2 separate regions of the Homo sapiens genome follow, and region 1 is linked to region 2. Evidence: chromatin loops called from intact Hi-C (ENCODE). Cell type or tissue: ascending aorta. All regions are shown on one strand. Each heading gives the region's core, and the rest is flanking DNA. Links, peaks and the distances in the headings are about the cores only.

Evidence for each region. Hi-C counts contacts between places; a loop is a spot of excess contacts. Peaks named below come from ENCODE experiments on the same cell type or tissue, not always from the same donor. Only the 100,000 strongest peaks of a DNase experiment are listed, where the experiment ranks them.
Region 1: a loop joins it to region 2, with 17 times the contacts of the local background. A loop is called at or near these places in 1 of 110 quality-filtered maps.

The regions. Positions count from the first base shown.
Region 1 is chr2:7,947,296-7,952,673 of GRCh38, forward strand. The region is part of intron 2 of LINC00298 (long intergenic non-protein coding RNA 298); the gene reads right to left. Among named protein-coding and RNA genes, the nearest start is that of LINC00298, 27 kb to the right of the region's middle. In ascending aorta, for the core only: no CTCF peak of the experiment used is centred there; DNase peaks (open chromatin) are centred at 3,046 and 3,126; H3K27ac peaks cover 2,269 bases.
Region 2 is chr2:8,247,315-8,252,692 of GRCh38, forward strand. All of the region lies in intron 7 of LINC00299 (long intergenic non-protein coding RNA 299), which reads right to left. Among named protein-coding and RNA genes, the nearest start is that of LINC00299, 78 kb to the right of the region's middle. In ascending aorta, for the core only: no CTCF peak of the experiment used is centred there; DNase peaks (open chromatin) are centred at 827, 1,157 and 2,047; H3K4me3 peaks cover 2,015 bases; H3K27ac peaks cover 3,069 bases.

The sequences.
Region 1 (5,378 bases), core at 324-5,323, 300 kb before region 2:
CCTCTAATGATGATTCGCCTTCCCCTGTTGGGAGCCCGAACTCTGCTAAGCCATGAGGTCAATCATCACAATCTCTGGTTTTTGTTTCTCAAGACATAGAAATTATGAGATACTTGTTTCTATTTTTATAATTAAGATATAATTTATGTATAGTGAAATTCCCCCTTCCAATGTAGAGTTTGTACATTTGGACAGTACAGCACAATAAAGACAGTAGCTCCACCATACTTGGCCCCCCGCCCTTGCAAATAAACCCAAGGACTTTAATAGGTGGATCTGAAACATAAATCCAAAGGCAGCTTTGGAAGAGTGTGCTGAGGCACTTCCCCATCCCGTCCAGCAGTCTCTCAAGGTTTCCAATGAAGGAAGACAAATGGATGACATTAGGAATTCCAGCACGTGTGTCTGCCCAGCCCTGGAGTCACACAGGCCAGGGTCTACACCTGATCCTACCAAATTGCCCAGTGAGTTCTTGGGAAAATCCACTGGAGTTACTAATTCTTAGTTTTCTCTTCTGAAAAACATGATGGGCACAATGATGCATATGACACAGTGCTACTGAGAGCAGTAAATGCAGAGTGAGGTGTTTCACATGTAGAAGGCACGGAGTCAGTGATACCTCTGGCACTCAAGACTTATCCCTGGTGAGTCCAGTGTTTACCAGGGGTGAATTGAATCCTGCATCCTCAAGTCTGGATGCCTCCATTGCATCTGGAAAGGAGGATGAAAGGAAAGAATCCGACCACTCAGACATGGACACGTGACGGAATGAGGGGGAAGAAGAGCTAGCCAGCACATCTGGCCTTTCATGCTTGCACCATTTATCAATCTATTCACATAAAACATGATAAGGTGACTTCATTTTATTTTATCTTTTTCTCTCATTTCAATCTTGGGGCTTTATTGTCCTCTTGCATTTGGTTTTCTTGGTATAATTACTTACTCTTTCTGAACTGCCTGTCCTTTCAAAGTGCTTACTTTGTGCTGTCACAGAAGTACACATTTTTGGCCAAAGTGATGGAATTTGCAGCCAAATGAAAAAGAATATGTGCAATTAATGAAAAAACGGCAATGGACTATAATTTACAGATTATTTGGCAGGAGCTAAAAGAGTGAGACATGGCCCATTTTGTTCTCAGCCCTGGTTCCTGTAAAGTCTTCTTTCCATTTTATGCAAATAATGTAACAGAGAAAGGAAAACTAGGGATTACAAATGTGGGAGAATTTCACAATGCCCTTTCACCCAAAGGGACAAATATTTGATGATCTACAACAAGATCCCGCCATGCCTATTACATGCCCCCAAATGCTACCATATTGAACTAATTCCTCCCTAATTGCTCTGTTGCAAACATAATTTTCCATGTAATTAAAAAGACTTGCACAGCATCTTCAAAGATGTTACACAAACTAAACAATTAACTTGATATTAAGGTAAACTTTCAAGGAATTTGGAGTTTGGGGTCATTTGACACCCACTGAGTTGGATGGAAGAAAGATATACACACTCTTCCAGGGTCTCTGAAAATGATCTTGCCATAAGAAAAATTGTGTATATGGGTTTCTGTGCTCTGATTGTAGGGAATAAGTTAGTGAGAAAAGAAACCATACATCCTATGAAATGAAGGAAAGAGCAAAGATTTATGTAGTCAGAAAGATTTCAGTCTCTGCTTCATTGCTTATAATTTTGTTATTTAGTGCAAATTATTTAACCCAGCTGAGCCTCAATTTCCTTCCTGTTCTATAAAATGAGCCTACTAGGTGTTCATCAAATCTCACATTGGATACATAGACAGGGCCAGATTGTCCAGCACCCTGCAATGCTTGGATTTTATTCTTAGCACACTGGGACACCACTGAACTCATAAGCAGAAAAATAATGTCTCCCCACTACATTCTCAATAGACTGCTGGATTGGTTAAGTATTTCTGATTAAAAACAAAAGGATTTAATTCTGGCTAAATGAAGAAATCTGAAAGGATAAAACCTCTGAAAAACTTGCTCTTAGAAAGGCTCTCCAAGCATCTCAACAGCAGGAAGGAGCTGATCCTCAGCCTCCAATAGTCCCAATTCTTGTCATACTTGCTCAAGATTCCAATTTGGGAGTCAGCATCTGAGTGCTTAGCTTGGATCACACACAAACCCCTTGGCAGAAGTGTGGGGTCAGGGGTGGATCCTCAACATATAGCCCCACCAAGGCTAATGCAATGGAAGAAAAACTGTTCTCAAGGGACGATGATGATGTCTTCACCAAAATCAGGACTTTGATCCTCAAAGGAACTCCAGCTCCACCACAGTTACTGGTTTGGGGGAATCAAGAGTGGAAGAGATGAGATTAGTTGGAAATGGCTGCAGCGACCCAGGCAGGAGCCAAAGGTGGCCTGGACCAGACACAGCAGTGCAGGGAAGGACATAAGGAGAGACCTGAAATCGAGTTTACATGTAGAACCGCAGCACTTGCTGATGGGGTCCGTGTCAGGGTTAAGAAGAGGGGAAGAACGAAGCTTTCAGGTTGAGGATGGCACTCAATGGGCTCGATGATCTGCGATTCATCCTCATCTATCACCAGGACTGCCTTATTAAAGGAAAGAATAGATGCATATGGCATAGAACATGCTGAGCTTAATATATGCATATAGGGAACACAGATATGCACGATGCATATGGGCCATAGCATCTGCAAATCTATTTTAATAAGCACTTTTATTAAGCTTAAAAACAGCCTTCTTATATATTTTTTTAGTTTGATGAACAAATTTTAAATTATTTCTTGACTCAATGGAACATTTTTTAATTTGTACGTATTTTGAGGTCTTCTTTTCTTTCTCTCTCTTTTTTTTTTCTACTTAATGGAGCCCTAATCCAATTTCCCTGGGCACCAGCCCTCTGTGTGCCGCCACCCACCGCCCCGCCCTTGGTAAAGCACATAGCTCAACCGGCAGCGTGAGAAAGAGTGATGGAGGGAGGGAAGGGCACCGTTCATTTCAAGACTAAAAATATCTTCTCAAATTCTAGGATATTGGTTCACTCCTCCTTGAGACTATTAGAATGAGTTTCAAAAGTTCAGAGACTATTTTGGTCGGAAGCCTGAAGTTCTTCGAAATAACAGCGAGCAGCTGCTCCTCTCCGCTCTTTCCAGCTATAAATACAGGGCACTCGGAGACATTTTTGAGTCAGCCACAGAGGGTGTGAGCACTTATTTTCTTTTAAATTTTTCTCCCATTGTGTCATATTTCTCTATAAAGCAGAGGTGGAAAATTAATAGGCCCAGTGGAAATCAAGTTTCTTTTTTTTTCCCTCCCCACGGGAGAAGGAGCCTTATCAGCCTTATTGTTCTGCTTTGGGGAGCTCTGATGTCCCACTGAAAGAGGAAGGTAAAACCTCTCTAAATCACCCTCTGTACTCAGGGGTTCCTCAAGGTTCCCAGGACATCAATATGATAGTGGGGAGAAGCCAGGGCTTTGGGGTCTCTGGTACCTGAAATCTTACCCTGTTTCCCATATCTATCAGCTGGGTAACTCAGAGGCAATCCTAGGTCTTGAAGATCCTTTCTTGGAGGCAATGAAGCTGAGGACGCCACCTCCCAGGGCGGTGATGAGAACGAACGTGGCCACTTATGTGAGAGCATCTCCCGGGCCATGTGACACCTGGTAAGGGTGGAACTGAACACATACTGTGTTCCTTACCCTTTTCTCCATGTATGTGAGAGGTAGTGGAATACACAGGCACGTCTTTGTATACATGTGGGTGCTGTGCCCATCAGGAATGCTGACTGCTCTCTGTTTAGACCTCTTATTATAGCAGGGGGTGCCATAGCTGGACAGAACAGATGCCCTCAGGGAGCCACAGGGCCTGTGAGCAGGTGGACACCATTCACAGGAAGCCCAGCTCTGCTGGCGCAGCGGGCCCAGCCCCCGCCGTGTGGCCTGTACCACATGTGCCTTTGTTCACACTTCAGAGTTGACTCTGGTTGAGCTAACCTGAGTGGCATGGCCTCTGTCCCACTGTAGAGCATCCTTCCTGGTCACCAGCAGTGGCTTGTGCCCAAAAAGACAAGGAAGCCTTCTCTGGAGCTGTTTTTAGGGAAGCCAGGCCTTCATGGGACTGGTGAAAGTCAGTTTATAAAGCTTCTCCTAGGGGCTGCTTCCAAGAGCCTCCAGGTTTCCTGCAAATCCTGCAAGGTGGAGCTACTTCCCTCCCAGGGCAGGGAGAGAGGGCCACCCTGTTCCTCCTTCAGCTCACTGCCAGCAAAGCCACCTGCCATCATGGTCACTGTCCTGGAAATGGCACAACTCCATTTTCTCTTGAAAGACAATATAGCAAAGCTGTTAGGAGCATGGACTCTGAGCCAGAACAACAGGTTGGAAGCATGATTTTGCCATTTATTAGCTGTGTGACCTCAGGAAAGTAGCTTAACCTCTCTGTGCCTCTGTGTCCTCTGTAAATGGCACAATAAGAAGGTCTATCTCATAGGGTTGTTATGGAAATTAAGCAAATGAATGAATGTAAGGTACTTAGGAGAGCGAATAACATAAAGCAAATGTTGGCTATTAGTATGTTTATTTATTTAATTTCAGAGAAAACTGCAGGGACAAATAACCCTGGATTGAAGTTTTTCTTTCTTATCAAGTTGATGTGAGCGTATTTTATTAAGAAAAGCATTATGACAACAAGGGATAATGTAGTAAGGAGAAGGCAGCCCAGCCTCCTTCCTGTTGCCCATTGCCATGGAAATAGTGGACACCGAACTTATTATTCCAAATTACATTTTGCAGAAACAATTGTCTAGGTGGACCTTGGTCAAAGTCAGCTGTGCGGATTCACAAAGCAGGAGATGAGAGTCCTGAACTTTCCAACTCCGTGCACTGCGAAATCACGACCTCGGCCCACACCTCCCACCCCTTCCCTGCTCCCCGCCAGATTTCAGCCCTGCACAGGCTTCTCAGAGGAGCCTCCACTGCTGTGGCTGAGAGCCCTGTGAGGCTCAGCCCTGGTGGGGTGAGGTAGCTAACAGTGACTGCATACTTCCTGGCCACGTTTCTAGGAACAAACAAAAAATGGGGGGAAAAAAAGAAAACAAGAAGGAAAAAATGATATCAAAATGTCAAGAATGCAGTTGTTCAAGGTCTTTGGGCTCTAACCCCAGCGAGAGCCTGGGATCCTCATTTCCTTGGCACCCCTCCTGATGAACCTCCACTGAAGTCAAGCCACTCACACAGCCCAGCGACCCCTCGCTGCCACAAATCCCTGGCTCACAACAGCGCTTTCATTTCTTCTTTTGTTTATTTATCCATCTCTTCCCAGGTCACCACTTCCCAGATGTGGCAATGCAGAGGCAACAAGCTAAGTTATCCATGCAGCCAATAGGGACGTTACAC
Region 2 (5,378 bases), core at 154-5,153:
CTCTGATCCCATAATACCAATGCCTATATTGGCTCCAGGACCACTCTATTTGGACAACAGATTGGACATTGGACTTTAAATTTCAGTGGACTTCAAGTTTCACCCATATCACCCCAGAACTCAGATTTGTTCCCTGCCTTAACCTCTGGGTCCTTAGGAGTCCAGATGAGATCTCCCCTGCCAGCCTGAGTCCCTCAGACTCCCACCAGTGGGCTGGTCCATACTATATACAGCCCCCAGCCCACCCTGCCCTGGGCAAATGCAGGAATCCAGGCAACCACATTCATTGCATTCTGACTCTTCCTCCACTCCAACAGCTAACATGACAGACTCCAAAGCTCAGGGCAAAACTAGAGACTAGGGTATGTGTCTTCATGCTCCTCTGTTTCCAAATATATTCAATGGCACTGTAGCAAGGACATCACCCTGGGCTATGCCAGGATAACACGGCTGGAAGCTCACAGCTGAATGGCCACACTTATACTCTGCTAGTCTTTGTGTGTTGAGACCATCACCTCTAGCTGCACCCAGTTAAAAGTGAGAAGCAAGAGAAAAGTCCAAGTTGTGGAATCAAGTTGTGTTGCACTGGAGCCGGGAGAATTCAGGCTCTTGGCATATAAAGAAGGAGTTAATACAACACACCCAGGCACCGGGCTTCTGCCTCTCCCCTCCTGGAGAAGAGCAGGAGCAGGCCAGGGGCTGGAAGAGACAGCTGGCCCCCTCTCCTGCTGTGCAGGCCAGGCTAGGCAAGCTGAGCAGGCATCGGGAGGGAGGAGTTGCTGAGGACACTTGGGTGACCATCAGCAGCCAGGCCCTGCTGCCCACAGGAATGTTCCCAGAGGAAGCCACGGGCTTCTAGAAGTCTCAGGTCTTCCCTCCCAACACGAGGCCCTCCTTCCCTGTAGCCTCACCCTGTCCTCAAACACTGTGCATTTGGCAACATGTGAGTTGGGTCTTCATCCTCAAAACCCACCCTCGAAACACAACATGCATGTCTATACCTCCACCCTGGGGTCAACACTTGGCCAGCCAGGAGAGGCCTTGACCACACTCCTGGACCCTGTCATCTTTCCTTCCTCCATAGGACAGCACAGAAACTCAATAAATGCCTGTGGAATAAAGCACACATTTTATTTTTGAATCCAGTCTCTGTTCCCCACAGAGCACGTAAGCGTGAAGGCAGGTCTGTCTGCTTCCTTCACGCCCATATCCCAGCACTTACTCAGAGCCTATCAACCAGCCGGAGCTCGAGAAATAGATGATGACAAAGTAAATAAATTCATCTATGGAGATACTAAAGCTTTCCTAGGACTGGCAAAAAGGAAAATCTTCAACACAGCTAATACCCGATTTGCAGATCAACTTCGTGTTATTGTCACTCATAAATGCCCTAGCTGATTTGCATAGCAAAAATAAGATTTCACTGAATGCCACACTCAAATCACTTTGCTCAGAATTACTCAGCAGAGGGCTGGATTTGTAAATGTGTTTAGTTTGGAAGTTCCTGACTTCACAAAAGTTACTTTCAGTTACTAGGAATTTTCCAGTACATTTTCTTTGGCTTTATAAAAAAAGATCTGATCCAATCATGATTTTTCTCTCTAGAATTTCTACATTTAGCTTCAGGATTTATCAATGACATTTTTTCAAAGCAAAAAAAATCTCTTCAGCCAACAGTATATCTGTTTCAGAAGGGAAAGTTGGATTTTTATTTCCCCCTTTTTGAAGCCGTTGGTGCATCTGGGAGAGCTCGCAGTCTTACCAAAAGCTTCTCTGTGGTGGCTTTGGGGAGAACAGCAAATTTGGAATCTCACTTGCCAGTGGTATAGGCATCAGAGTTCTTAGTGGACTTTTGCCAAAGGCCATTAATAAAATACAGTCCAAATGTCCTAATTAGCATGCCCTCGAGTGTGGCCACGTGTAGAACTTGGACTGGCTCTTGGCCACGAGCTGCTGTCGCAAAGCTCAGATCCCTGCTTCAAGCAGGCTATGTCACAGAGAATCCACTGCAGAGAGCCTTCTGGAGATCGGGGCAATGTGCGGAAGGGCACGTCCCTGCCAGCCACCCGTACTCTGGCCAGGACCCGGAGCTGGGCACTGGCCGCACCCGGCTGAGAGGTGATGTCAGATGTTCCTGTCGGGATCTGGCTTCTGGCTAGCAGCAACTCCCGTGTAATGGAAGAGTGGCTTCCCTGCTAAGCTTCAACCCTGAAGCCAATTAACGACTCAAATCCTTCAGGAAGCACTGCTTGGGTTTTACCAGAGACATAAAGGTCTTATCCCATTAATTGGTGCTTAAATAAAAAGAATAAATACTGCAGAATCTAACCTAGAGTTGGTCCCTACCTTTCGCTACCCTGAATGTACTATGACCCTAGAAAACACTTATTTTATAAGTAGTTTTTTAAAATAAAAATAAATACCCTGAAAACTACTCCAGGATAGATTTCTGCATAATGGAATTGTAAAGAAAAGAATAATGATTACTCCCTGTTTTTAGAAAACTAGATTTTTGTAGTTGAACTTCCTTTGCTACTGAAATAGTGGACAGAGTGTCCAAAGATAAATTTACCCAAAGATAAAATTTTGCATCCTTACATGAGATGACCCTGGGACACCCAGCAGTGCTAGGTATTTACATAAGCTGGACCAGATGGATAACTCAATGTACTCCAAACAATACGCCTCTGAGAGCTGGTTTCCTTAACATCGGTTCAGATGGGAATAGCCCTGTATGCACAAAGGGTGGTAGGATTTTTTTCACAGTCCCTCTGTCCTGATATCCAAAATCTGATGTTATTTTCTAACATTTTAGGTTTTGTTCAACCTAGAACCATTATTGATCCCTGCATCCTTGGCACCCGGCACAGAGACTGTTGCTTAGTGGATGAACAACAAATTTTTGCCAAGTGAGTGGTGATCACCATCCCTGAGCTCCCTTAGATATTCTTAGATATTTGTTCAGTAAAATCTGCTTTGAGGCCACTGATATAGTTTGGCTGTGTCCCCAGCCAAATCTCATCTTGAATTGTATCTCCCATTATTCCCGTTGTTGTAGGAGGGACCTGGTGGGAGATAATTGAATCATGGTGGTGGTTCTCCCATACTGTTCTTGTGGTTGTGAATAAGTCTCAACCTGACGGTTTTATAAGGAGAAACCCCTTTTGCTTGGCTCTCATTCCTTTTGCCTGCTGCCATCCATGTAAGATGTGACTTGCTCTTCCTTGCCTTTTGCCATGATTGTGAGGCTTCTCAGCCATATGGAACTGAAAATCCAATTAAACCTCTTTCTTTTGTAAATTGCCCAGTCTCTGGTATGTCTTTATCAGCAGTGTGAGAACAGACTAATACAGCCATGGTGAGGGTCATTGCCAAAGGCAACTTTCCTGAGAGCCTATCATAAGCTGACACAGCTACAGTTGTGGTGTCTCTTGAGTAGCCTGCCCTTTACAAGGACATAGTCTGTCCCTAAAAAAATTATCTGGTGGTGTTCACTTCTGAACAATACCCCAAGAACATATTGCTTGGTGCCCACTCTCCTATTTCGTCCCTCCAACCTCTGCTCCACCCTCCCCAGCCCACAATCAGCTGGAGGTGTCTCCTGCCAGAGGCTCAGCACTCCCTTCCTGAACAGGCACCACTCTCCAAGGCTGACAGCCTCCCCTCAGCCAGGGTGGGTTCTGCCCCATGCAGCTGAGAGTCCAGCAGGGAAGACGAAAGTCACCAAGTAGAGCAAACAAAGTTCAATGCAAGAGGACCAGTAGCCGCTGCTCCCCAAGTCTCCCCAGATACTCTGGACTGTTCCTCAAGGATCCCACACTTGAGCTCTAAGTCCTCGGGTTCTCATCTGGGTCTCCCCAACACAAACACCCAAGGCTCGTGCTTTTTGTTCTAAAATCCTGTGCCACGCACACTCCCAATGACGAGTGCTTCAATAGTGTTGAGGAAATGTTGTGGGGTATTTTCCCATCAGTAGCATTTTTAATAAAAATATTCTAAAAGCTAACTGAAGCCGGGATTGGCCCATGGGCTTGGGACAATCCCCCACCCATTCTGACAAGGGAGCCCAGTAATTCTATGTGCAGAGTCCTCCTCCCAGGAAAGCCCCAAGTACTCGATTCTTTATCAGGAGGTGTCACAAAATGTCACTTAGAGCTAGAGGAACTTGCTCTGTCTCCAAAACTATGTTCATTACTTCCTCTGAACCACCCACCCTGGGGAGCTCAGGTCGGTTTCCCTGTTTCTTTGCAGGCTGTCTGGGCAAGCTTGGTTCCTCTTATCAGCACGGTGACCTTGCCCGCCCATCAGAGAAAACATGGATCACAGTTGGGTTTCCATAATTTTTACCCTATCATAATATAAACGAACTCAGGTCTAGGACACTTGATGCCTGAAAGCCAAAAACTCAAGAGAGGAGCTTTGGTGAAAGGAAAGTTAGCTTCATTCCAGAAGCTGGCAATGCAGGGGAGGCCGTGAACTAGCATTCAAAGACCACCTCTCTGAGATATGCCTCTGGATCAGGGATTTTTAAGGGAAAATTAAGGGAAACATCATCAAAACATTATCGTGAAACGTATGCAGTCTCAGGTGGGAAGTTAATCATTGCTTTCTTGGTCAATGTTTTGAGATCTTCCGCAGGGGCCACCAGCCTATTCTTATCAGGTGCGTCAGCCGATGCCCAGAGCCATTGGTCTGGTATTTTCTTTTATCTCTTTTGAAGGCCCTGTTTTCCCGAGGCTGTTTTCAGTGAATAATCTACACACCCAAACAAAGCAATAATTATATTCAAGCAAGCAGGTTTTTCTCTAACATGGACTAAGTCCCATTGCAAGAGGGCTGCCTGCCTCTAGAGCTGAAGCTCCTATAAAAAGCAGCATGGCGTGGTAGTGACAGCACCAGCTTCAGCTGCAGCAAATCTGGTTTCCAGTTCTGCTGCAACAAGTAGCGCCTATGACTTTTGCCTGGTGACTTCACCCTTCCAAGCCCTATCAGAAAGTACACTGAAAATTATTACAACAAATGAGGATTAAGGACAGTACCATGTGAGTCTAGAATATAATTAGCACTCAACACATAGGAACCATATCTTGAAGCTGGTGAAGTCTTATTTTCATCTCTGTTTTCATAATTTAAAAGGCTTTGTTGGTTGTTGAAATAATTTGGTATGATAACTCATGGGCGTGTTTGTAGTGAGAAAAACATGAGTTTTTGGCATCAAACGGAACACTCCTGGGTTTGTATTAATCTGGCAAGAGCTAGGCTGTGTTTAACGGGTGCTGCAGATACTGGTGCCTGAAGCTTTTTCCCTGGTGTCCTTATTCGTGTCTTCCCCCTTGGCTTTGGGCCTTCCCTCTGTGTTGCTCCCCAAAGAGAGTCTG